Linked DNA regions of Homo sapiens: regions 2 and 3 are each linked to region 1. A link is a loop called in an ENCODE intact Hi-C map of the cell type or tissue named here. Cell type or tissue: heart right ventricle. All regions are shown on one strand.

Evidence for each region. A loop is a pair of places that touch in the nucleus more often than their neighbours do. Peaks named below come from ENCODE experiments on the same cell type or tissue, not always from the same donor. Only the 100,000 strongest peaks of a DNase experiment are listed, where the experiment ranks them.
Region 2: it touches region 1 in a loop (4-fold over the local background); 13 of 110 quality-filtered maps call a loop at or near these places.
Region 3: it touches region 1 in a loop (4-fold over the local background); 11 of 110 quality-filtered maps call a loop at or near these places.

What each region holds. Positions count from the first base shown.
Region 1 is chr9:119,286,361-119,294,360 of GRCh38, reverse strand. The region is part of intron 2 of BRINP1 (BMP/retinoic acid inducible neural specific 1); the gene reads left to right. Among named protein-coding and RNA genes, the nearest start is that of BRINP1, 79 kb to the left of the region's middle. In heart right ventricle, CTCF peaks have their summits at 4,197 and 4,397 (motif pointing right); a DNase peak (open chromatin) is centred at 4,389.
Region 2 is chr9:117,779,373-117,787,372 of GRCh38, reverse strand. The region is part of intron 2 of LOC105376244 (a long non-coding RNA gene); the gene reads right to left. Among named protein-coding and RNA genes, the nearest start is that of TLR4, 79 kb to the right of the region's middle. In heart right ventricle, CTCF peaks have their summits at 3,811 and 4,023 (motif pointing left); a DNase peak (open chromatin) is centred at 4,012; H3K4me3 peaks cover 1,126 bases; H3K27ac peaks cover 2,205 bases.
Region 3 is chr9:117,640,293-117,648,292 of GRCh38, reverse strand. No RefSeq gene overlaps it. Among named protein-coding and RNA genes, the nearest start is that of TLR4, 60 kb to the left of the region's middle. In heart right ventricle, a CTCF peak has its summit at 3,455 (motif pointing left); a DNase peak (open chromatin) is centred at 3,432; H3K4me3 peaks cover 1,677 bases; H3K27ac peaks cover 1,231 bases; H3K27me3 peaks cover 2,370 bases.

The DNA.
Region 1 (8,000 bases):
GAGGGTTTCACTATATTGGCCAGGCTGGTCTCAAACCCCTGACCTCAGATGATTCATCCGCCTCGGCCTCCCAAAGTGCTGGGATTACAGGCATGAGCCACCGTGCCCAGCCTCATCAACGTTTTATAATTTTCAGAATATATGTCTTTTACTTCTTAACTGTATCCCTAAGTGTTTTATACTTTTTCTTACTATTGTAAATGGGGTTGTTTTTATAATTTTTAAGATATTTCATTGTTAGCATTATTTTTGGATAGTTCACAGATTTCTGTATGTTTATTTTGTATCTTCAACTTCATTAAATTTATTTATAAGTTGTACCATTTTTGTTGTTACTGAGTCTTTAGGATTTTCTATATGATCATCATATCATCTGCAAACAGAGATAATTTTACTTCTTTTTTTATTTGAATTACTTTTATTACTTTTATGTATTTAATTTTTCTTGTCTAATTACTCAGCTAAGACTTCCAATACTATGCTGAATAGAAGTGGTGAGTGGGCATCCTAGCCTTGTACTGAATCTTAGAGGAAAAGCTTTTAGTTTCCATTTACAATACTCCATAGCTCTTATTTTTCCATCTTCTTCGTTTTCTTTTTTTTCTTTTCTCTTCTCACTCTTCTACCTCCTATTCAAATATACTATCTATATGCAATGCTTTAAAATTCACAAAACAATGTCTCATATGAGGTAGTAATAATATCTCATTTTACAGATGACGTAGCAAAGGCTTTGAGTGAATAAATTATTTATCCAGTGTGATATACCTGGTAAGTGATGAAGCATTGGCATCTATCTAAGTCTTCTGATGTGACTTTCATTACTCATTTTAACTTTCTACAACTACCTTTCTGTTTCATGGGTCCCTTATTATCACTGGTTCTCAGTTTAGGTACATCGCTGGTGCTTTTGCAACACTTTTCAAAGGAGAATGGAGAAGAGTCTTGCTAATATGCAAATATATCTCACCTTATTCATGCGTAAGGATAATCCTTATCCATACATAAAGATTCTAGAGGTGACATTTACAAGAAGAGAGAATGAGAAATATTTAGCTTGCAGAAAAAAAAAAGGAAAAAGAAACCTAGATTTTTCCATTTACTAATTCTTGGAGCAGAACATAATCTTAGTACATATATTTTAGCACCTTTTCCCGCCGAGAATTCTTATAACATGTCATATTCTTGGGAAGAATTTATTTTCTCAATTTACTGATCATTTATACCACACAATGTGGGCTTTCATAAGAAGCCATATCACCTTTTAGGAAACTTCAGTCCAGAATGTACATTCTATTGAGGCATGGATTTTTGTTCATTTTGATCACTGTTATGTACTCAGACAGAAAAAGTGCCCGATATATAGTAGCCATTCAACAGGTCTTTGTGGAAACTACGACTAAATCAATAAATACACTGTAATCTTCTCAGGGAAAACTCTTGCTAGTAACCTTGGTTCTAAACTCCCATTCCTGTGGTTCTTGACCTTATCTAAACATCTGATCTTTCATCTAGTCACCGCTGTAAAATACAAACATACAAGCAGCAACAATAACAGCAACAAAAAACCCTCATCATTGAGTGTACATCTTGCAGACCTTTGAGGGTAAGACTTTTGTCCATCACCTCTGGTATCAGTTCATATGATAAGTACTGTTTGCCTGGGACTTCACTTATTGTATGAAAGACACCAATTCACATACTTTTCATACTAGAAGTTGGACTTTCATAGTCTCTGCATTGGCAGAGTCTATGAAAGGCTGAACCTAATTAAGCGATAGATGAAGGACACTATCTTAGTCCCTATTTGTTTTCATTCATTCGTTTACATATTCCTTTATTATGTAGATATTCAACCTGTATTTTGTACCAACCACTCTACTATTTAATATAAATATGAATAGTAACATAATGTCCTAGCTGAAGGTGCTAATTGTATGGTGTTAGTGACAGACAAGTGAATGGCGATAAGATAATGCTCTAAAGCTATAATAAAAGTACATATAGCTTATGTCATTATTTCTGTTTTGTGTCTATCCTACGTCCATTATATTTTTCTTCTCCGTTTAAGCAGTCAACTTGAGCAGAGGTTAGTATGAGAACACTGGGTAGAAAAACATGGAATGGATCTTATGACACCTCAGCTCTAGTTCTAGCTTTATATCTCATTTGTTAAGTGGACTTGGTCAAGTCCAGTGACCTTTGTGGGCCTTTGCTTTCCCATCTCTAAAATAGATATTAGGGCTGAACATTTTCTGAGCTTCTTTCTAGCTCTTACATGCTGTGGTTCTGTGAATTCTTTGCCTTCTCAAAGATTTCAGAAAATTAACTCTCATTGAGTGTCATTTTCTGACTCCGGGAATAAAGTATTTTTTTTCTAAGATTGTTTTCTTAAAATTAGAAGACTGATGTTGTATTATTAAAAACAACCAACTCACCATGCTTCAGGGTAGAGATTCTTTTGTCTATTGCTAATGGAGGATGTTAGAGAGAAGGTCATGGCTGTACCTATTATGCTGTTCTATTTCAGCCTACTCTATAATTCTCTGCTTTTTTTGAATCCTATTCTTTTGCTGAGTACCACCCACCTACTTCTGGGAGACAAGGCTGTGTGAAAGACATCCTCAGACGTCTCATCTGCTTCCTCATCCATCTGCAACTGGATGCTGGATTTTCAGCAGTAACTTGGGAGCTTATTTCTCAAAGAGAACTAGAAAAAGTAGCCACTGACACTGGACCAGTATCTATTATGTACAGGAAGCTTGTAAACATATGTACAGAACCTGTACTGGGAAACAGAAAGTTTCTAATTAGCTGGCTCCAGAGAGAAAATTGGTGGTGGTTACTGGAAGACAGTCTTCAAAGTAAGAAAAGGTATTTAATAGTCAGATTTGTCAGAAGACAGAGAGAACACCTGGATAGAACTGAGTGGGCAGTCACTGTCCTGTCACCAAAGGGATTCTAATTAGCATAGTCTGACCCAAGAAAGAATGTAAGCACAAGTGTGAAATTGGCTTCAGTGACCTTGTCAGATACCCTTCACCACGTAAAGTTAGTTTTCTGGGTAGCCAAATATAGTTGCACAGTTTGTCTACTGCACAACGGAATCTTGATGGAGAAGAACAATGGAGGCTCTATCCTGGCATGGGGATGCATAATTCTATCTGAAAGGAGCACTGTTTCTGAAATTTGTCTGCCTAGAGGGAGCAACTTTTTCTAATTTTTTTTTTTTTTTTTTGAGATGGAGTTCATTCTTGTCGCCCTGGCTGGAGTGCAGTGGCGCGATCTCGGCTCACTGCAACCTCTGCCTCCCAGGTTCAAGCGCTTCTCCTGCCTCAGCCTCCGAAGTAGCTGGGATTACAGGTGCCTGCCACCATGCCCAGCTAATTTTTGTATTTTTGGTAGAGACGGAGTTTCACCATGTTGGCCAGGATGGTCTCAAACTCCTGACCTCAGGTGATCTGCCCGCCTCGGCCTCCCAAAGTGCTGGGATTACAGGCGTGAGCCACTGCACCCAGTGCTTTTTCTAATTTTTATATGGCATCTGTTCTATGAATGGAGGCCCTATAGTCTGATTAATAATGCACTGTGACTGTTTCTAGATGTTTTATTGAAGTCTTCCATATGGGATTCTCTTCCAGATATCAATCAAATGCTGCTGCCCTTCCCTCCATTTTCCCTGGGTAATCACACTTGCTCCCTCCTCTTCCATTATCACCTACATTCCAACAACTCCCAAATATCCATATTCAGTTTTCATCTCTCCTTCAAACTCCAGAATTTTTGCACCTAACTGCCAAATGCATTTCCATTAGACTTTTTAATGAAAGCTCAGAATCCTGATTCTCCTTCCCTACCAGTTTGTTTCTCTTTCTGAGTTCTCTGGCCCCAGTAATGGCACAATCATTGGTCAGGGGACTAAACCAGAAGATTAGCCACTACACTATTCTTCATGATTTTTCTTGTTCACTCAAGAATAATAATAATAATTTTATAGTAACCAGTAATATTTATTGAATGTTTACCATGTTTCAGACTCTATGTCTGTCTGTTCCTGACCCCTGTTCTCCACTGCTCTGAGCCTGTGAAAGGTTGCATAATTCACCACTGTTTATTGCCTTAGGGTTGGGGAGCACCCTTAGGTCAGGCAGCCATAGACATGCAATTCTTAACCTTTTTCAGTTGCAGTTTTTCAAGAATAAACTCTCCTATGGCTTCTGTCTGCTTTAGGTTCTTTCCATGGTCTTTAAATTATTGTTGTTGTTCTTTTGAATGTATTCATTATTTATCATTACTTACCATGGAAAGTTTTGCTTGAGCATTTCATCCTGCAGACTTGACCAGTTCCTGATTTAATTATTGAAGGATCACTGCAGGTGAATCAGCCAGTAGGGGGAGCAAGAGTGTAAGCTTGGACCAATCAGTAAGTTTTCAGACTGGCCCAGTCAAGAGATAATAATGACTCGGACTAGGGACTGTCGTGCATCTTCCGAGAAATTATCATGTTCAAGAGGTTTAAGATGACAGGATTGTATCAATCCATGTGATCAGTTCAGAATCAAAACACCATAGCCTTCTGACTTAGGTCAATGAGTTATTAACCAATGCATGGGTTCTTCTAGGTTTCTGAGTTGAGGAGAACTTAGAATGAGTAACTGGTGGGACAGGCAGTATGCTTAAAATGCTATCTGTGGTAGCTGGGGTTCTGTGTGAGGTTATATCCTTTGGGATATTTCTCAGATTAATAGAAGAATCTTAGACATGTGTTTTCTCACTTTCTGCATATCAAGTGAGTCATCAACCCTATTGCTTCTAATTTACCTTTCCTACCTTCTTCTCATTTTCTACCTCTAACTCATGCCATCAGCTTCTTTCAGTCCCATAATTGCAATAGTTTCCTAATCAGGCCTCCTCCTTTCACGGAACAGCCAGAGTTAACTGATCTCCTAAAATAAAAATGAGACCATGCTTTGCCTCTTCTCCATCGTCTTCATTGGTAGAGAATACCAGTTCTTCATCGTCTTACAGGTAGAGAATACCAATCCTCTAGCTTAGTATTCCAGTCATTTTCTGAGTATTGCATTTCTTTATGTTGGCAAGGCCACACCCAATTACTTCTTAATTCCAGAATTTCATTCACATTGCCCTGCCTCTGTGATTTTTCTCATTCTGTTCTTTTGCTTTAGAATGCTCTTTCTCCTTGATCTCCGTGCTCTGCTTTTTAAAACCACATTCTCAGACTTCAAGAATTGGCTTAAATGGGCCGGGTGTGGTGGCTCACGCCTGTAACCCCAGCACTTTGGGAGGCCGAGGCGGGTGGATCACTTGAGGTCAGGAGTTCGAGATCAGCCTGACCAACATGGTGAAACCCCATCTCTACTAAATATAAAAAATTAGCCAGGTGTGGCGGCACATGCCTGTAATCCCAGCTACTTGGGAGGCTGAGGCAGGAGAATAGAATAGCTTGAACCTGGGAGGCAGAGGTTGCAGTGAGCCAAGATTGTGCCATTCATCACACTCCAGCCTGGGCAACAAGAGTGAAACTCCATCTAAAAAAAAAAACAAAACAAAACAAAAAACAAACAAACAAACAAAACCTCTCCTTTGGTGCATTCACCTATTTTCATTTAATTCAGATATTTTTAGTGAGCACCTACTATGTGCCATTCACTCTGCTATATCCTAAGGCTATGAGGTTGAGTAAGAAGCATTTTCCCACCTCTTGCTAAAAATATCACCCCTAAATCGTGTGGCCCTTTTTTAAGATTTAGCAAAGCCCATTGCTTCCAGTGGTGGTTTATCAATTCATTGACTGATGAAAAGACCTCATTTTGCTTTCTGTATTGTGTTTTTGCTACTCTTTCCCACTCTTTCTCATTACCACAAGGAGTCTGTTGGCTACTGAGGTCAAGGCCCAGGTCTAGTCATCCATTGTCTCCCCAAATCACCCAGCATTGTATTTTGCATACATTACATCATAAACCTATGTTTAGGATATGGTTAAAAAAAATTTAAAAAGAAAAAATAAGTACCTAGTTGTGACTATTGCCATTTATATATTTGGCTTTCAAGAGTCACATACTAACAACATCATTCACAGTGAATTATTTACAGAAAGCTACTGTGAGGTTGAAGTTATATGTCCTCCTTAAATGAATCTCTTCAGGTGAAGGGAGAAAAAAGAAGGACAATGGGAAGGAATCCTTTTGCATGCAAATAAACCAGACATTTAACAGCCTCCTACCCATCTGTTCCCATCCTGTAATATAATATCTAAACCTTCCTCCAAAGGCATGATTTTGCTTGACCCACAAAAAGTTTTTAAAAGTAACTGTGGGTCTCTGACTTGTGGTTTTTCTTTTTTTTTAACTTTTAAGTTCAGTGGTACATGTGCAGGTTTGTTACATAGATAAACGTGTTACATGGGGGTTTGTTGTATAGATTATTTCATCATCCAGGTATTAAGCCTAGTACCCGTTAGATACTTTTTTCTGATCCTCTACCTCCTCCCACCCAGGTCTTTAATTTTTCAGAAAAGGATATTTCAAGAAAAAAATCCAGATATCTGAGGTTTTTTAATTGAAAAAATTATGTCTGATAAACCTTTGCCATCATTTGTGCAGATAAACAATGGGCTGGATCTGTGTGAGGGCTGCTACCTTCAGATATGAATGCTGTCAGGCTTGACCACTCAGATGGCGTTGTAGCTACATTTGCACTTGACTGTTACTTCCATGAACCTGAAAGCCTTTGAAATCTTTATTCCGTAGGTCCTTTATATTGTCTTATTTCTGTGTTTGTTTCCTTGTTCATCGGGGAACAAGCCCAGTGTAGTAGACTCTGTATTCTGATGTATCTCACCAATTGAGTTATCATAAGTACTCTAGTGTAGACATGTGATTATACTGTTCCTACTGATGAGGTGTTTGTGGTTCAGAGAAGTTAATAAACTTGTCCCAGATAACACAGACAATATGAGAAGCACTGGGATTCAAACTTAAAACTGTCTACTCCCAGGAGAGTATGTGAAATAAAAGTTAAAAATGTGAACCATCTCGAAGCAGAGATAATGAGGAAATTTCATCTTGCAATGATATATTTAAGAAGTTATTCAAGAACTGTTCCTTGGAACCAGGTCTCTCTTATGATAAAAAAGGAGAGCTTAAAGCACCATGTGAATTATTTAAAATAAAAGTGCTGCATATCCTGTAAACTAAGTGTTTGGGATAATCCAAGATGGGATACCCTTAGAGAAGAGATAAATCAGATGAGATCTCTAAGGTCTGTTTTTTTTTTTTTTCTTTCCTTCTATCTCAAATTTCTCTCTACCTTTGATTCCTCAAGGTGAAATTAACTAGACTATTTGGTGATTTGGAAAATACAAACGCAGCCAACCACATGTTGTGCAATTCAAGTGTTCCAAGGATCTTTAGGTCTAGAAAAACATTTAAAGTCTATCTAGCAGTTGCTTATCATTTTTTATTGAATAACCGAAGTCAGAGTGGATAGGCGTCTTGACCAAAATCGTGGATGAATTAATGACAGGCACAAGGGTAGAACACTCTGTCTGGTGAGTTCCCCCGTCCTCTTGTGCATGACCTTGTATAGCAGGCATGACTGTCTCTGAACTTTCAAAATACCAAGTGGCATTCTTTTGACATTTAAAATTAGAGACTTATATTGTCAATTATCTTGTCTACACAGCTATGTCTACACAGCTACATCAAAATTTCATATATGAAAACGCTGAATCTTTTTTCTACATTTTTGCACTACCCAGTAGACACATGTTAAATTTGTTACTCTGTTAAAAATGATGATGGCGATGGCCGGGCGCAGTGGCTCACGCCTTTAATCCCATCACTTTGGGAGGCCGAGGTGGGCGGATCGCAAGGTCAGGAGATGGAGACCATCCTGGCTAACATGGTGAAACCCCATCTCTACTAAAAATACAAAAAGAATTAGCTGGGCGTGGTGGCAGGCGCCTGTAGTCCCAGCTA
Region 2 (8,000 bases), 1.5 Mb after region 1:
CCAAGGAATTATTCAAAGCTTAATCCTTCTGGGAGAAAGGAATAGTCTTTGGCAAGCACGATTTTCAGATGGTTCAGATGCTTAGGAAACTCTAAAGAAGCTGTAAGGACAGAACAGGCAGGCCTCACAGTGAGAAACATGTCTTTAGACAGGATCCTGAACGTTTAGACCTGATCTGCAACTGCAGTCTCGCTGGGAATTTGTGTCCCACCGTGAGTGATTACAGTTTTCTGTAAGCACAAGTGGCCTTCCTGATAAAATTCAGCTCCAAGGAATTAGGGAAGAGGCCCTCATTTGGTTATTTTTCAAGGCCCTTCCTATCTCAGGCCAGCAGCTTTATTATTCTGTGGCTGCTTCAAATGACCTTCTCTGGAAAGACCAGCACATTCTCCCCCTGTGCCTTATCGGCCTCTCTCAGACCTGCTCATTTGCCTAATGGCATCTCCACAAAAGCAGTAGAAAGCTCCAAATCTGAGCTGAGCAACTTCTCACTTTTGGCCAGCTGCAAGAATTCCCCTGGCCTCTGTGTTGGAGGCTCAGAACTCACCGAATATCCCTGCTTTCCAACTTTTGACCTTGCTGCAGTCGATGCAGACATGAGAATTTGCTGGAACTCAGACTTTCAAGACCCACTGGGCTCTCCAACGTGTCATGTTCTCCAATATTCATTAGCTGGCAGTGCACATATTTGTCATGGGCTGCTTGCTGCTTCACTTTCGTGTTTGGACTATGAGCAGGGAGCAGGGGTGGATAGAGAAAATATTGTGTGATGGGTAATAGTTTTCTGATCAGATAGATTTAAGGAATCTTATACCTAGATGTTTGACCTTACATGCTACTTAGATTTTCAAAGTTTCATTCTCATTCATAAAACAGTTATACCCACTGCGTTTCACTTTGCCCACTCTACTTGGCCATACCAACCTATTTACCTTTCCTTGATTAGGACAAATATGCCACTGCCCCAGGGTCTTTGCACTTGCACCTCTCTTCGTCTGATATGCACTGGGGCCTTCTCAAATGTCAGCTTATCCGAGAGGCCTTCTCTAATATAAAAAGCAACTCTGCCTCTCCTGCAATTCGCTAAGCCCTTAAACAATGTTTTTCATCATATTGCAAGCTGCTACACTATTATGTTTTAAATTTGTTTTATTTTTTGGCAACCCTAGAACGTAAGCTTTATGTGCACTGGGAATAAATTTCCCCCTTTTTTCTAGTTCTACCAAATTATACTTTACATAAAATTATAATGCATTTACTCATTTTAGTGCATATTTTCATGAGGTTTTGAAAAATAAATATACTGTGATCGGATATAGAATATTTTTGGTCACCCCCAAAAGTTCTCTGAGGCCCACTCCTCATCCTACACAACACATTGATCTGCTTTCTATAACTATAGATTAGTTTTCCTCTTCTCAAATTCATAAAAACTGAAGTATACAAAAAGTAATTTTTTTGTGTCTGGCTCCGTTCATTGAATATAATTTCAAGATTCATTCACATTCTTCTAATGATTAGTTGTTTGTTTCTTTTTATTAGTAAATAGTATTCCATTGTGATGAATATATCACAATTAATCTACTGACCTGTTGATGAACATTTAGGTTGTTTCTAGGTTGGGGCTACTATAAACAGAGCCACTATGAACATTGTGCACAAGTCTTTTTGTGAATATATATTTTCATTTTTATTAGATAAACACCTAGAAGTAGAATTGTTACTAGGTAATAGGTTAAGTGTATGTTTCACTTATCTCTAAATCTCTATTATTTTGCTGATATATCCATGCTATTTAGAACAGTGTCTAGCATGTACTAGGCATCCAATAAATATTCATCAATTGAAAAACTTTAACAATTAACTGTAAGAGTAGATATAAGTCCAGATCACTCTGTGGTCCAAGTTAGAGCTTTGTCCACTGCTTCAAACTGATAGATGGGGGGAAATTATTGATGTGTAGCCCCCATCTCAGACTTGGGTGGGCAATGCCTATGTGAGAAGCTCCTATGAATCCCTTGCTGAAACCATTCACGATAGAGCATGAGTGGAGACAACCCTGACACCCTGACATGAGGCAATGTTTCCCTGGCCTTTATATTTAACAGAACTTGCCTGGCTGTTTCCTTGCCACCAGGGAGCTGCTGTTATAATCCCCAGAGTTCTTCCTCTCCAGACTCTCACAATCCCATTATCCTCCTGCCTGGAGAGACAAGCTCATCTGACAACACTGCCAGCACAGAGACTCATGTGGATGTATTAAATTCACCACCTGGTGACTATAATTAAGATTCCTCTCCTTTGATTTATTTTGGTTGGGGGAAAGAAATCATTTAAGTTCTTGGAGGTGCAGATAAGAGATGATATATGTCCCAACTATTTCCATGATAGTAACACTTCCTGCCGCTAACACAGATGGAAACCCAACTTCAATCACATCCATACTTGACTACCCGTAGCGGAGGAATGATGAGGTGGTAGAGGGAAAAAAAGAAGAAAAGAGAAGTAGTCCAGAGGAAGGAGATAATGAGAAACATGCATGATATTTCTGGGAAAGAGATTTAAACCAAAGAAAGACGCACATCTGCTTGATACACAGAATTGTCTTTTCCAACTGAGAATGCAGCCCCTCTTTTCAATCAGTTGAAGAGTCGGATATCACCTTGAAGATGATCTAAACCAGGAGTTCTTATCCTGATATCTGGAGGTAGACTTGTAGGGAAATTACGAACTTCCGGACATTGAGGAGGGCAGTAAAAGTACCTAGCTTTCCTCAGTCTCTTAAAGCGGTCTAATGACTACAAAGACATTAACAGACCCAGTCAAATCCCCAAATTTTAAGTTAAAGATATTTAAATCCAGAGAGATAAGGAACTTACCCAAATTCATACTGCTGGTTTATGTCACAGGTAAAACCAGCACACAAGTTTCCTGACTCTCGTATTTGGCCCATTTCATCTTAGCGCTTGTCTGCACACCTGTTAGCAGGAGGCTCTGTGATTTGCTCTATATTCTAATCAGAGCCCCATAACAACTCCTGGAGGTGGACAAAGCAGGTGTAAGTAATGCCTTTCGATAGAAGAGAAAAACAAGCTCAGAGCAACTCAGGCAACTCATTTATTCAAGATGAACTTAGTAGCCCTAAATTGGTGTGGCTTCAGGGATCATGATTCTAATATCTCCTTCAGTCAACAACAGATCCTTACACCCTCAGGTGTGCTGCTCCCCAATCTCCAAGCCTGCACAAGTGTGGGTGTGGCTTCAGAGTACTGGGCCAATCAGACTATGTCACTCTTCCGGTGACTTTGACCCAAGGTGTGAGCACATGGTCCAAGCTGAGCCAATCAGAAACCTCATCTGGATTTTGGTTTTAAACTGAAATTGAAAGTGAGTTCTTGATCTCTGGTAAATGATTGAGGAAGTGACACCAAATGAAATGATTGCTGCATAGAGAGGGCTAGGAGAATAAGACTGGCAGAGCATGGATGAGGGAAATGGACAAAAACAAAAACAAAAGTCTTTTAACATAAATCCTTTGGTCTTTTTTCCTCAAGGCTTACTTTTCCATCACTTCCTTATCTATGCAATATCCTAGTATACTCCTAATAATTCTTTTTTGGGAGGCGGTGAAGTAGAGGAAAATGCTTGGATAAACTACATTCAGGGAGATATGCTATTTGCACCTGAGTTCTGCCTAACAGAATGCCTAAGTGTTAGTCAGCTGGCTTAAGCCCAGGCCATCGCCCTTGGACTCAGTCTCTTTGAGAAAGCCTTCAGTGTTACTTTCTACAGCCACTTACATACCTTCACTGTCAGCAGGAAGATGTCTGGGGGAATTGGCTTACCACTAAATGCAGGACCCCGAGGAATAGCGCGGCTCTCTCTTCCTTCTAATCTCAAAGTTAAGAGGAAGGTTTCTTATCCCTTTTCTTTCTCTCTTTATTTCTTTCTCACTTCCTCTCTCCTTATACTGGCTCCCTGGCATCTTTTACTATCCGTGGAGTTCTGATGCCCCCTGCTGCTGACTGCAGGCTGCTGGCTGCTAACTGCAAGAAACACAGGTTTCCCTGGTTGCAGGCTCTGTGTTGGTTGTCTGTGCTAGTTCTTCCGCCTCTCATTATGTTTTCCTCTTATGTGATCTAATACTCTGGCTGTGTTTTCTCACCGTCTTTCTGTGCCACTTGTATCTTTTCCCCCACACCCTCGTCTCAACATCTTTCTCATCACCTCTTTCCTCTTTCAGTTTCAGTTTTAGACTTCGTTCTCTCTGCTGTCATCTGTGTCTCAGTCTATTCTTGAATAGACTGGTTCCCTGCATCTTGAATTCCTGGTTCCTGCATCTTGATCTGTGTCACTGACTCAGCTTCTGTTGCACAACCTCACCCACTCATCAGTGGAATTTTTTTTGTTTTTGTTTTTTCACAGAGAGACTTGCCACATGTTCCTCTCATTGTCCTAAGATAATTTAACAAGCAGGTGATTAGCCTTAACTGAATAGGCAGGGTGGTTAGCTCTTTGCACAGAAAGTTCTTACAAGTAAAAATAAAGCATTTTCCAGGGTTCTAGAAAGTTAGATTTCTTCCACAGTTTTGTGTAATATTTGGCTTTTTTTTTTTCTTTCTGAGGTATAGGATTTTAAAATTTATACCTGGTGGGAACTAGAAGTGGGGAGGAGGTGAGTATTGGAAATCTCTGCGGCGAGTTCTAGATTGGAGAAGGGAGTTCTGGAAGTTATGGTTCCAGGGCTCCCTGTGAGAGGGCAGTGCTTCGGACATCTGTGCCTGAGCTGCTCTGCGTATGAGGTGCCTGCTCAGCAGGTCCTGTTGATGGATCGATTCTTTGGCTCCTAGGACTAATACTCTAAGAACCCCACTGGCCTGAGTTTGTTTTTCTGCCAAAGGGAGCTATCATTAGCATTTGAGACAAATACCCAGACAACATCCCCAAAGTGTATCTCCATCCGTCTGGGTTCACAGGAGGGAGGGCGTATGCTTGCTTATGGAAAGCATATGATTTACGCTAGTGCCTGTGGCTCTCCAAAGGAGAATGCAGCTTAGGGGTAGCATGAAATGGTGTGTACCAAACACTACCAGGCCAGGTGAACTGCATACATGATTCCACTGTCACAAGCATCCTGCAAAGGCTTGTTTTCTGGATTAAAAAACTGAGCTTCAGAGAGGTTAGGTACATTCATAGCCAGTAAGTAGCAAGGTTTAAATCTGCCTTTCAGGTGCAAAACCATCAGGAATATAAATCAAAAGCACAGGTTAGGTCATAAGGAGACCTTGGACTAAACTCTTTACTTCCCTGGGCTCGAGTTTCTCCATAAAGGTGATGATGGAGTCATCTCATGATATTCTAGGGTCTCTCTAAGTTGTAACATATCAAGATTCTGTCACTCTGTTACTCACTACTTTCCCTGACATCTTTCCAATTTGTTCTGCTGTTTAATTTATGAGAACATATATTGTTCTCATAAATTGTGTCCATAAATTGTACATTAGTGGGTTTCTCTGAAGGCAAAGATTATGTCATCATCAAGATTTGATTTCTCACAATGCTTAACACCTTGTTTTCAATGCAGTAGACACTAAGTTTTTGTTTTTATTTTCTGAAAGCAGAAAGAGTGGGAAGAAACAATTCAAACATGGAAGCTAGAGAGAAAATACAAAAGACAGGAAGAAAGGAAGGAAGGGGAAACATTAAAATGCATTTTATTACATTACAGGACTCATTTAAGACATAACGGAAGCTTCATTATTTGTTCACTTTTTGCCTTTAAGTGCTGATTCCTATAAAGGACCAAAAATATTAAAACATAAAGAATTAGGAGCCTGCCGAATATCAAATTGGGGATGAAAATGTCAAATCTCTCAAATTAGAAAGAAATTCAGGAAGAAGGCAGTATCTGTTCTAAAGGGTTACATGTTTGAAATCACATTTGTAGGTGTACATTTCTCCTACAAAGCAAGACGCCCTGGAGTGCAAACACACTTTTCCCAGCTTCAGGAAAACCACTCAGCATGCCACAGCTCCTGGAGGTGCCCGTTCCCACCATTATCACTGCCTCCCCGCAGCACAGCCTCTCCAGGACAGATGCTAACAATCGATAGCAAACACCTCACACTTAAATCCATCAATGAAAATACTGTTACAATAATAGCAGCGATTTTATGTGGCTACTGATTTCTTTGGGGCCTCCCAAACCCAAAGGTAAGAAATAATAACAGGTCATTTTTCATCAAGACAGACAATGCAGAAGGGTGATTGGAGCAGAGGTGCTTCCGATGAACTGTGTTGCCCATGTGAGCACTGCCAAGAAAAAGGAAAAAACCCACCTCCTGGGAGGCTCTTGTGTTTGGGCTGATGAAAAAAGCAATAAGAATCCTCAGCAACATAATAAAGACAGCACCAGGCAATCCCACGTTCCTGGGCAAACCCATCGCTGTGATTTTACCTGAGTCTGCAAATAAGATTGTGTGACTGGTAAAAGGATAACTATTATCCCATTTCACAGATGGACAAACAGAGACTCAAGGGAGAAAGTGGCAGAACTAGGGCTAGAACACAGAGCTTCTTCCTCTTAATCCATTATTTTTTTATTTGCTTTTTTCTCCCTTGAATTGAACAGAAAGGAGACAATCCAGGATATAGATCAAAACATTAAAGGAGTCAAACCAAATTGTGTTTTAGAAGAATATTTAATGACCTGGGGAAATGTTTACAATACAAAATGTAGTTAGAAAATAACTATATGTGCACATGTGTATTATAATTCTGATTATGTAGACATTTTATATAGACACATACACACGTCATATATCAACCAGGAAGTATCTCTGGATATAATGAATGACTTTGGCTTCTTCCTTAGGCTTTCCTCTACTTTATGCATTTCTTACATTCTGCACATATTTCTAATGTTTCTAAAAGTTAAGTTGAATATATAATTTGAATTAATAATATATATAAGTACAAACACACACCCATACAGAAGTCAAAATTAGATCATCTCAAGGGAAAAAAATGCTTTGCTTACTTTCTCTTGCTTTCTCTTATGGAGGATATAAAACTAATCAGTGATCGAATCCAAAGTCTCTGCTAGGCAATCAACATTATGACCTAAGTCAAATGCTTCATCTCTCACAGCTCACATTCTTCATCTACCAAAGAGGTATATTCCTATTTATTGCCTAATTTCTATGGTTTTTGAAAAAATAAATGACGAATCAAAATTTTGCGCCTTGAGTCCAAATGTATAGGCAGACAGGAAGCTGGTATGTGATGAGAGAGGGGGAGCCCTTCTCTTGAAACCACAAATTTAATCAGAATTTCTTCCTGTCTTCACCAAGCTGTAGGCTGAAGCAGCCCCTGTGATTATCTCTTCCTAATCAAGTGGGTGCCTATCTAGGGAGGCAGATGTAGCTCTGGTGGTGGGGGTGAGAGCCTCTAATTGCAGGATTTACATGAGAGGAGATTCCCCAGAGGCGGAGAAACAGACAGCCAAGGAGACACCACAAGCTATTTCCTCAAGCAGAAAAAGACAAGGAGGCCTTGGGAAGAGGCTGCCCTCTTTCTGGCCCTCAGGGTCTTTGTAGGTGGAAAAGGAAGTTAAACTGGGACTGGGCGGAGAGGGATAGGATTAAATTGGAGGTAACTTCATTGAATGGCTACTTTCTGCAAGGCACTGTGGGACTGGTAAGGGGGAAAACGCAACAGCAAAGAGTTCAGAAATAAGATTTTTCTAGTGCCTAGTGTGAGTCAGAAACTCTGTTAGAGTCTGTGTTTAAATGATCAAGTTGAATCTTGAAGAATAATTTGTGAGGTAGTGATTAAATCCACAATATCAGGCACACATTAAACAAGAGCCTCCTAGAATAACTGCAGATCTGGCAAACATGCTTTGCTTGCCTGCACGTGGCTTTCTTTTCAACTTGGCTTCATTACAACATAAATGTTGTTCCTTTTACCTAGGATGCCCTTCCCACCCTCCCCACTTG
Region 3 (8,000 bases), 1.6 Mb after region 1:
TATTCTACTTGATTGATAGTGTGCCCCTGTGCAGACTACTTCCATACTGGGTAGAGCTGACCAATGTCACCTGTAAGATGTTGTGAAGATGGTGGTTTGACTTTTAAGATAAGCCATAAACAACACTGCAGGTTCCATCTTGCTCTCTTGGATGGCTCTTTTTGTAAGGAGCCAGCCACCATACTGTGAAGGAATTCAGCAAACAGCCCTATGGAGAAATCCAGATGACCAGGAACTGGGGCCATTCACAGCAGTCATCATGGACCTGACAGTTGAGCCACCTGGGAGACAGATACCCCAACCACAGGTGAGCCCTTAGATGACTATGGCCCAGGCCAACATTTTGGCTACCACCTCCTGAGAGATGCTGAGCCATGATCACCCATAAGCCTCTCCTTAAATTCTGATTCACATAACTATGAAAGGTGGCAGAGTTTATCATGGTTTTAAGTTGCTACATTTTGAGATAATTTGTTATGCAGCAATAGATAAATAATACAGTTTCTCTCTCCCTTGTGTCTGATATTGGTTGAAAGAAGGTCTAGGAGGCTGGGCATGGTGTCTCATGCCTGTAATCTCAGCACTTTGCAAGGCCAAGGTGGGTGGATCACCGAGGTCAGGAATTTGAGACCAGTCTGGCCAACATGACAAAACCCCATCTCTACTAGAAAATACAAAAATTAGCCAGGCATGGTGGCATGTGCCTGTAATCCCAGCTACTCAGGAGGCCGAGGCAGGAGAATCGCTTGAACCTGGGGAGGTGGAGGGTGCAGTGAACCGAGATTGCACCACTGCACTCCAGTCTGGGTGACAAGGCAAAGTGAGACTCCGTCTCAAAAAAGAAATAAAAAAATAAAAAAATAAAATAAGAGGTCTCGGAATGGATGGTTCATGTAGACGGTATGTGGCATAATAACAACCAGCATGTGTGGAATCCATACTAAACACTTTACATCATTTCATTTCATTTAATTTCATCTCATTTAATCTTCTCAAAAGGCAGGCACATTTATCCTCATTGTATAGTTGAAAAAACTAAAGTTTGAAAAAGTCATGTCTTATGTCCACAGCTTTTGATCTAGTAAGAGTGAAGTCAGAACTTGAAAGAAGGTCTGTTTCCAAATGACTTCCCTGCTCTTGGTCTGCTTCCTGGGGCATCTGTGGGCATTTTGTACCCATCCTACCTTACCCTCGTTGAATGTGTGCCACCTCATTTAGACTTGGTCTGTACATCTGCAGAAAGAGGATGCGTTAGGCTGCTGCTGCTTGGATGTAGTGAGGGGAATGCTGGCCCAAGTTCAGTCTGGCTGAATCACAGTTGCCTCATTGACAAAATGGGGAAAATAATTACTATCTCACAGGGCAGTTGAAATAATTCAATTTCATAATGCCTATGCCATTGTTTTACAAACTCTAACAGCTAACACCAAAGTAAATTATTGTTTTTATCATGATTTTTGTTATGTTCATCTATGCCAAGCTCATAAAGATTATGGGATTAGAAGAGCCAATTACAACAGCCCACCCAGCGTCTATGGAAGGGCCCCAACTTTAAAGGCAGTCAATATATCCATTTTTTCCAGAACATGAAAGAAACGTTGAATAGCTATTTATTGTCTTCCAGCTATAATTGATTATGGGATGAGAGTTGTTTTGTCGATCTTCCATTACAGTGCTTGAATAAAAGGTTAGTAAATAATAATGATAACAGAGAAAAACAACACATTCTTTCTCAAATCCCACCCACGCTGCCTCTCTGACTTGTGTATATTTGAAAATGGTCTTTACAAATATCAATTCTGGAAAAAAATTTACGTTGCATTATAAATATAAAAATAAAACCAAATCAAAATTATTATCTTGGCATCCTGGGGACCCTCCCTGGTGTGGATGAGGGGGCAGAAAAGAGGGAGTGGGAAAGAATGAAGGGAGGAGGACAAAGACCATGCCCGGAATTCCCATGCCAGCGGAACACTTGAACAGCCTGTTTTTCTGCCCTTTAAAATTAAAAACACAAATCAATCTCACTCAAATTCTAAAAGCAGAAAGGAATGGGGGATTTGACTGGTAATGTTTAGAAATAAATGATTTCTGGAAATGTATTGTGACTTAAAAATTGAGAAGTTCTGTCTTTGTAGAATGAAAAGAGAGAGAAGCTACAATTTCCACACGCAAACAAACACCCCATCTCATCAACTCCACCCATTTCCAGCTCCTGGACATTTGTCTTTATTTGTTTCCTCCTCTTCTGAAGCAGGATTTCTCCTGGACAGCAGCCTCCTCAACGTGGGGGCTTATCTATTTATCATCCCTCTCTTCCAACATTGCTTCCCCCACCACCCCCAGCCACACAGACAGCAGGGATTCTTCCATCATTCTTTTCTTCCTTTTCTTGGGGGCACTGTATAGTCTGACCCTAGGCCCTCTTTCTCTCCCACAAAGCTTTTATTTGAAAGCAACAGAAAAGAGGATGGAAACTGAGGGTAATAGAGATTGAAAGAGAGGAGACAGGAGTGGCTGCCAAGACAGAAAGAACAAGACAGGCACAGACAGCATGCAGGGGTGGACTGAAAAGTGAGAAGTCAGGGAAGAACATGGGTTAAATAATCGATTTCAAAACTCACTCTTTGCCAGAGATTTTAATCAAATCATTTCCTTAACCCCAGGAATCTTCTGGGAATTCATTCCCTCTTTCTCTGTCTCTGTCTCTCTCTCTCTCTCTCTCTCACTCTCTTCCTCTTTCTCTATCCCAGACTCTACACAGAGCCAAAAATGCCCTTAGCTATGGCCTGTGCCAGCACCACCACATGTATCTCTATTCCCTCCACTACACATAGGTGCAATCGCACAACCACACACCATTACACACACACACACACACACAAAACCACCCCCCACGCCATATACTCAAGAGATGAGAAAAACCAAGCAAGTGGCCTGAGCAAGGCAAGCCCAGATCAAAGGGTTTTGGACTAGTGTCCTTTCCCTCTCCGTATACTGTCTGAGGGGTACTGTAATTAAGAAACAATTTATTCCTTTTCCCAACACATTGGATAACTACCTCTCATTTTACTCAACCAAAGTGGCAACAAGGCACCACAGGCACAACCCTGACAGAGAAGGAAAGCATTCAGGGAAACTGGGAGGTGGGGTATTATAAGCCTTCTTATTTTTTTAAATGGGTACTATTCAAAAGGGCTGCTTTCTTCACTGGCTACAGGTTATGTAACATCTAAATTATTTCCGGAGTTTCTGAACAGACCAGAGGTTCAGAATAATGGCACCCGCCTCTCCAGATCTGAGGGCTGCTGTCTTCTCCCAGAAGCCCCTCCAAGCCGCTCTGACCCCTGGTCTGGGGCACCCTTCTTCCTTCCCGGCATTTTTTACAAACACAACCTTCAAAATTAGTTCAGAGGCTTTGCGACCCTTTTGTGGCCCTGCACCGCCATCATGTGGCCAGAGCTAACACTGCATCCATGCACACTTACGTGAAAACCAATGAAACCTTAAATGGGAAGTGGCGTAAGATCAGGATTAACCTCCAGCAGATCCTAAGTGGGGTACTTTCCTGTCTTTGCTGCTGGTATATGCTGCAAACTATATTTGGAGGCCTTTTACACTTATGTTCCTCCGCTAGCCCCTTTTCATGGAATGCCTCTTCCCTCGTGTACTCTAAGTTCTAAAATGTAAGAAACTTGCTCATAGGACCAAACACAATTAATCTCTGACCTTCAAACACGTTTCATTTTATTTATTGTGATCGTAGCACTTACCAAAATTCTAAACTGTATGCAAATTAAATGTGTGTGGATTTCTCTCCCCTACCAGGAAGTGAACTGGCAGATGGCAGAGACTGTTTTTTTCACACCTCACAAATAGTAACGAGTCTTTAAAAAGTATATATTGAATGGAGAAAATACAGCAAATAAATGACTCACTAATTTCTTAGCTACCCTGCTTAACTTGCCCTGATGACCTCTTCCTTCCTCTTTTCTGCACAGTGTTGGGCACTGTGCAGCATATAGGTAAGAAACCCTGGAGTAGGAATCAGAATTAGGTTACACCCATGGGAGCTGCGTACCCTTGAGTCAGTCACTTTTTCCTCTAGGAGCCTTAGTTTTCTCAACTATATAAAGAGAGGATTGAATTAAACAAATCACTAAGGTCCATTCAGGTAGATGACGAGGTAAGCCTAAACAAAACTGACTTTTACTAGAGGAATTTTGACTCTGCTTTAAGAGACAAGATGCACTATAGTTATATTCTTTTTCCACTTATTCCAAGGTAATAATACACAGTATTAGGTACCCAATAAATATCTGGAAAATAACAGATGAGAACAGAAAAAAAAGTCAATAAGAAAACAAATTGACCACAGAGCAGTTGTGAACGACAAATGGCACACAACTCCATTCGTAATTCACATTCAGACTTTTTATGTCCTGACATAAGCATGCTGCAAAAAGACGTATCAAAGGCTACTAAGGTTAAACATAGGCTGTTCTGGACTTTTCAGAGAATGTTTCTTAGAGGCAAATCACATTAACAGCCAAACAAATCTGGCTCTAGATAAAGGAGAGGATGTTGTTTGAGATGCAAGAAGGACAGCATAGTGCAGGTGTTACAAAGCAGATAGGAACAGTAAACAACAAATTGTGGCAATATTAGCCACGAATTCTTCACCTGGTTTCAGAAGAAGCCGCTATCAAGTTGTAATCTAAATGAGTATCACCTGAAAAATCACCATGCTCCTATAACCGGAAACCCAAGCGGAACACTTCTGTTCCTCATATTGTATTTCACTGATAGACACAGTCCAGCCCAACTGCTTATTTTCACAGACAGCACAGAAAGGAAGAAAGTCCACCTTGTGTTTCTGGAGACCTCTTCCTATGCCTCGCAGTGGGTCAGGCATGTTATATCTGCTTAACAAGTTGTTCGGTACAATGTCCTATGAACACTCTCTCTTCTACAAATATTAACAGATTTAGTACCTAGTACTGAGAGGTGACAGAGTGCTGGCAGTCCTCACAGCCCTTGCTCGCTCTCGGCGCCTCCTCTGCCTGGGCTCCCACTTTGGCGGCACTTGAGGAGCCCTTCGGCCCGCCGCTGCACTGTGGAAGCCCTTTTCTGGGCTGGCCAAGGCTGGAGCCGGCTCCCTCAGCTTGCGAGGAGATGTGGAGGGAGAGGCGCGGGCGGGAACCGGGGCTGGGCGCGGTGCTTGCGGGCCAGCGTGAATTCCGGGTAGGCGTGGGCTCGGCGTACCCCGCACTCGGAGCGGCCGGCCGGCCCCGCCGGCCCGGGCAGTGAGGGGCTTAGCACCTGGGCCAGCAGCTGCTGTGCTCAATTTCTCGCCAGGCCTTAGCCACCTTCCCGCGGGGCAGGGCTCCGGACCTGCAGCCGGCCATGTCTGAGCCTCCTCCCCCCCGCCCCTCCGTGGGCTCCTGTGCGGCCCAAGCCTCCCTGACGAGCGCCACCCCCTGCTCCAAGGCGCCCACTCCCATCGACCACCCAAGGGCTGAGGAGTGCGGGCGCAAGTCGCGGGACTGGCAGACAGCTCCACCTGCAGCCCCGGTGCGGGATCCACTGGGTGAAGCCAGCTGGGCTTCTGAGATTGGTGGGGACGTAGAGAACCTTTACGTCTAGCTAAGGGAGTGTAAATAAACCAATCGGCACTCTGTATCTAGCTCAAGGTTTGTAAACACACCAATCAGCACCCTGTGTCTAGCTCAGGGTTTGTGAATGCACCAATCCACACTCTGTATCTAGCTACTCTGATGGGGACTTGGAGAACCTTTGTTTCCACACTCTGCATCTAGCTAATCTGGTGAGGAGGTGGAGAACCTTTGTGTCTAGCTCAGGGATTGTAAATGCACCAATCAGTGCCCTGTCAAAACAGACCACTGGGCTCTACTAAACAGCAGGATGTGGGTGGGGCCAGATAAGAGAATAAAAGCAGGCTGCCCTAGCCAGCAGTGGTAACCGGCTCAGGTCGCCTTCCACGCTGTAGAAGCTTTGTTCTTTTGCTCTTTGCAATAAATCTTGCTGCTGCTCACTCTTTGGGTCCACACTGCCTTTATGAGCTGTAACACTCACCGCAAGGTCTGCAGCTTCACTCCTGAAGCCAGCGAGACCACTAACCCACCGGGAGGAAGGAACAACTCCAGACGCACAGCCTTAAGAGCTGTAACACTCACTGCGAAGGTCCGCAGCTTCACTCCTGAGCCAGCGAGACTACGAACCCCACCAGAAGGAAGAAACTCCAAACACATCCGAACATCAGAAGGAACAAACTCCGGACACGCCGCCTTTAAGAACTGCAACAGTCACCGCAAGGGTCCGTGGCTTCATTCTTGAAGTCAGTGAGACCAAGAACCCACCAATTCCGGACACAGTACTACTTCATTGGTAGTGGCTGCTTGGAATAGTGTGATTAAAAGGACCTGGGCAAGGCATATGCCAGGAATGTGGCCAGGCAGATGTATACTCCCAATGCAGGCACTTGAAGAATCATTACACGGAAGCACCGAGCCAGGCAATAGCAGGCAGTCTCTGCCTACTCCCGTGGATGTACGAGCGAAATAGTCACCATGAAGTGCTCAGAGTTAGTCAATGAAAGGCTCGAAGCCTTCATACTAATTGATGGAGTATGAAGCCTTTCTGCATATATTTTCCTGATGAATAGAGCTATGATTATTTAATTTGTAATGGACCAGAAGGGACTGATTTTACCAGGGCTGATGGCCAGGAACCAAGGATGCTGAGCCCAAGAATTTTTCAAAATGTTATCTGAAAATAAAAGAGAGTAGTCAGGAGTTTTCCTTTCTTGTTTCCAATAGTGTGTGTATCCTGTGGACATAGGATAAATTATCTTATTTCCTCCACCTGCTGTCTTTTGAGGTTACAATATAGATAGCATAGGGTTATTGAAAGAATCATTGGAACATAGAGTTCACAGGGACCTTGGAAATGGACTTGTGTGGGGATGACAATATATGGCACTGGTATTGCCATTCTCCCAGCCCCTCCCATAGCAGACTTTGCTAATTCATTTAGCAGGAAAATAGCAATGCCATTTGTGTCTTTGAGGCATATTTTCAGCACACTGCTCCAGACTCATCAGGGTCAGCACTTAAGATAAAGCCATTTTCTAACCTTTGAAACTTGGCTTTTGGGAGAGTGACTTCTCAAAGTTGCAGTTAGGGTCAGAACTGGAACCCACATTTTCTGATATCCAAATATTTCTCCGCTTTCCTGTTCAGTTGTAAGCTTCCTAAAGATAAGCATCATTTCCTTTTTTCCTTGGGGTTTAAAAAAATTAAATTTTATTGTGTTTACTTGAGGTTTGCAACAAAATGTTATAGGATACATATAGAAAGTAAGTTGGTTACTAGTGTGAGGCAAATTACCATATCTGTCATCTCCCATAGTTACTTTTTTGTGAGTGATCTTTTTTATTTTTCAATCAATCAATACATGGAAAGCATTCCAATTAAGCAACTGCTCATCCACTAAGGCATCCAGAACAGAAACTTACTCTCGACCTTCAAGAAATTGACATTCTCCCACACACAACTCTCTCTGTGCCTTGATGCCTCTGTTTAAGTGGTTTTTAATGTTGAAAATGCCTTTTTCATTCCTTCCACCTTGAAATCTACTCAAAATACATATTGTCCACAAGGATTCCAGATTTGTCTTTTGCTAGCACCACCTTTATCCCTAATGGACATTACCTTCTGCCTCCTATGTTCTTCTAAAATATTTTAAAATACATAAAAACTAGACATCTGTTCAGTTACTTGTCTGTCTATCACCTCCACCAGGTTGTGAGCACAAAACTCTAGAAAACATATCTTGCTCACATGATGAATAAAGGGATGCCCACGATATCATAGGCTTCTGATGACTTTTAGTTGGATAAAAGCTAGTTTCTAGAACCATCACAATTAAATATAAAATCATTTAACAAAGTTAAAATAGACCTTAGGCATCATGTGACT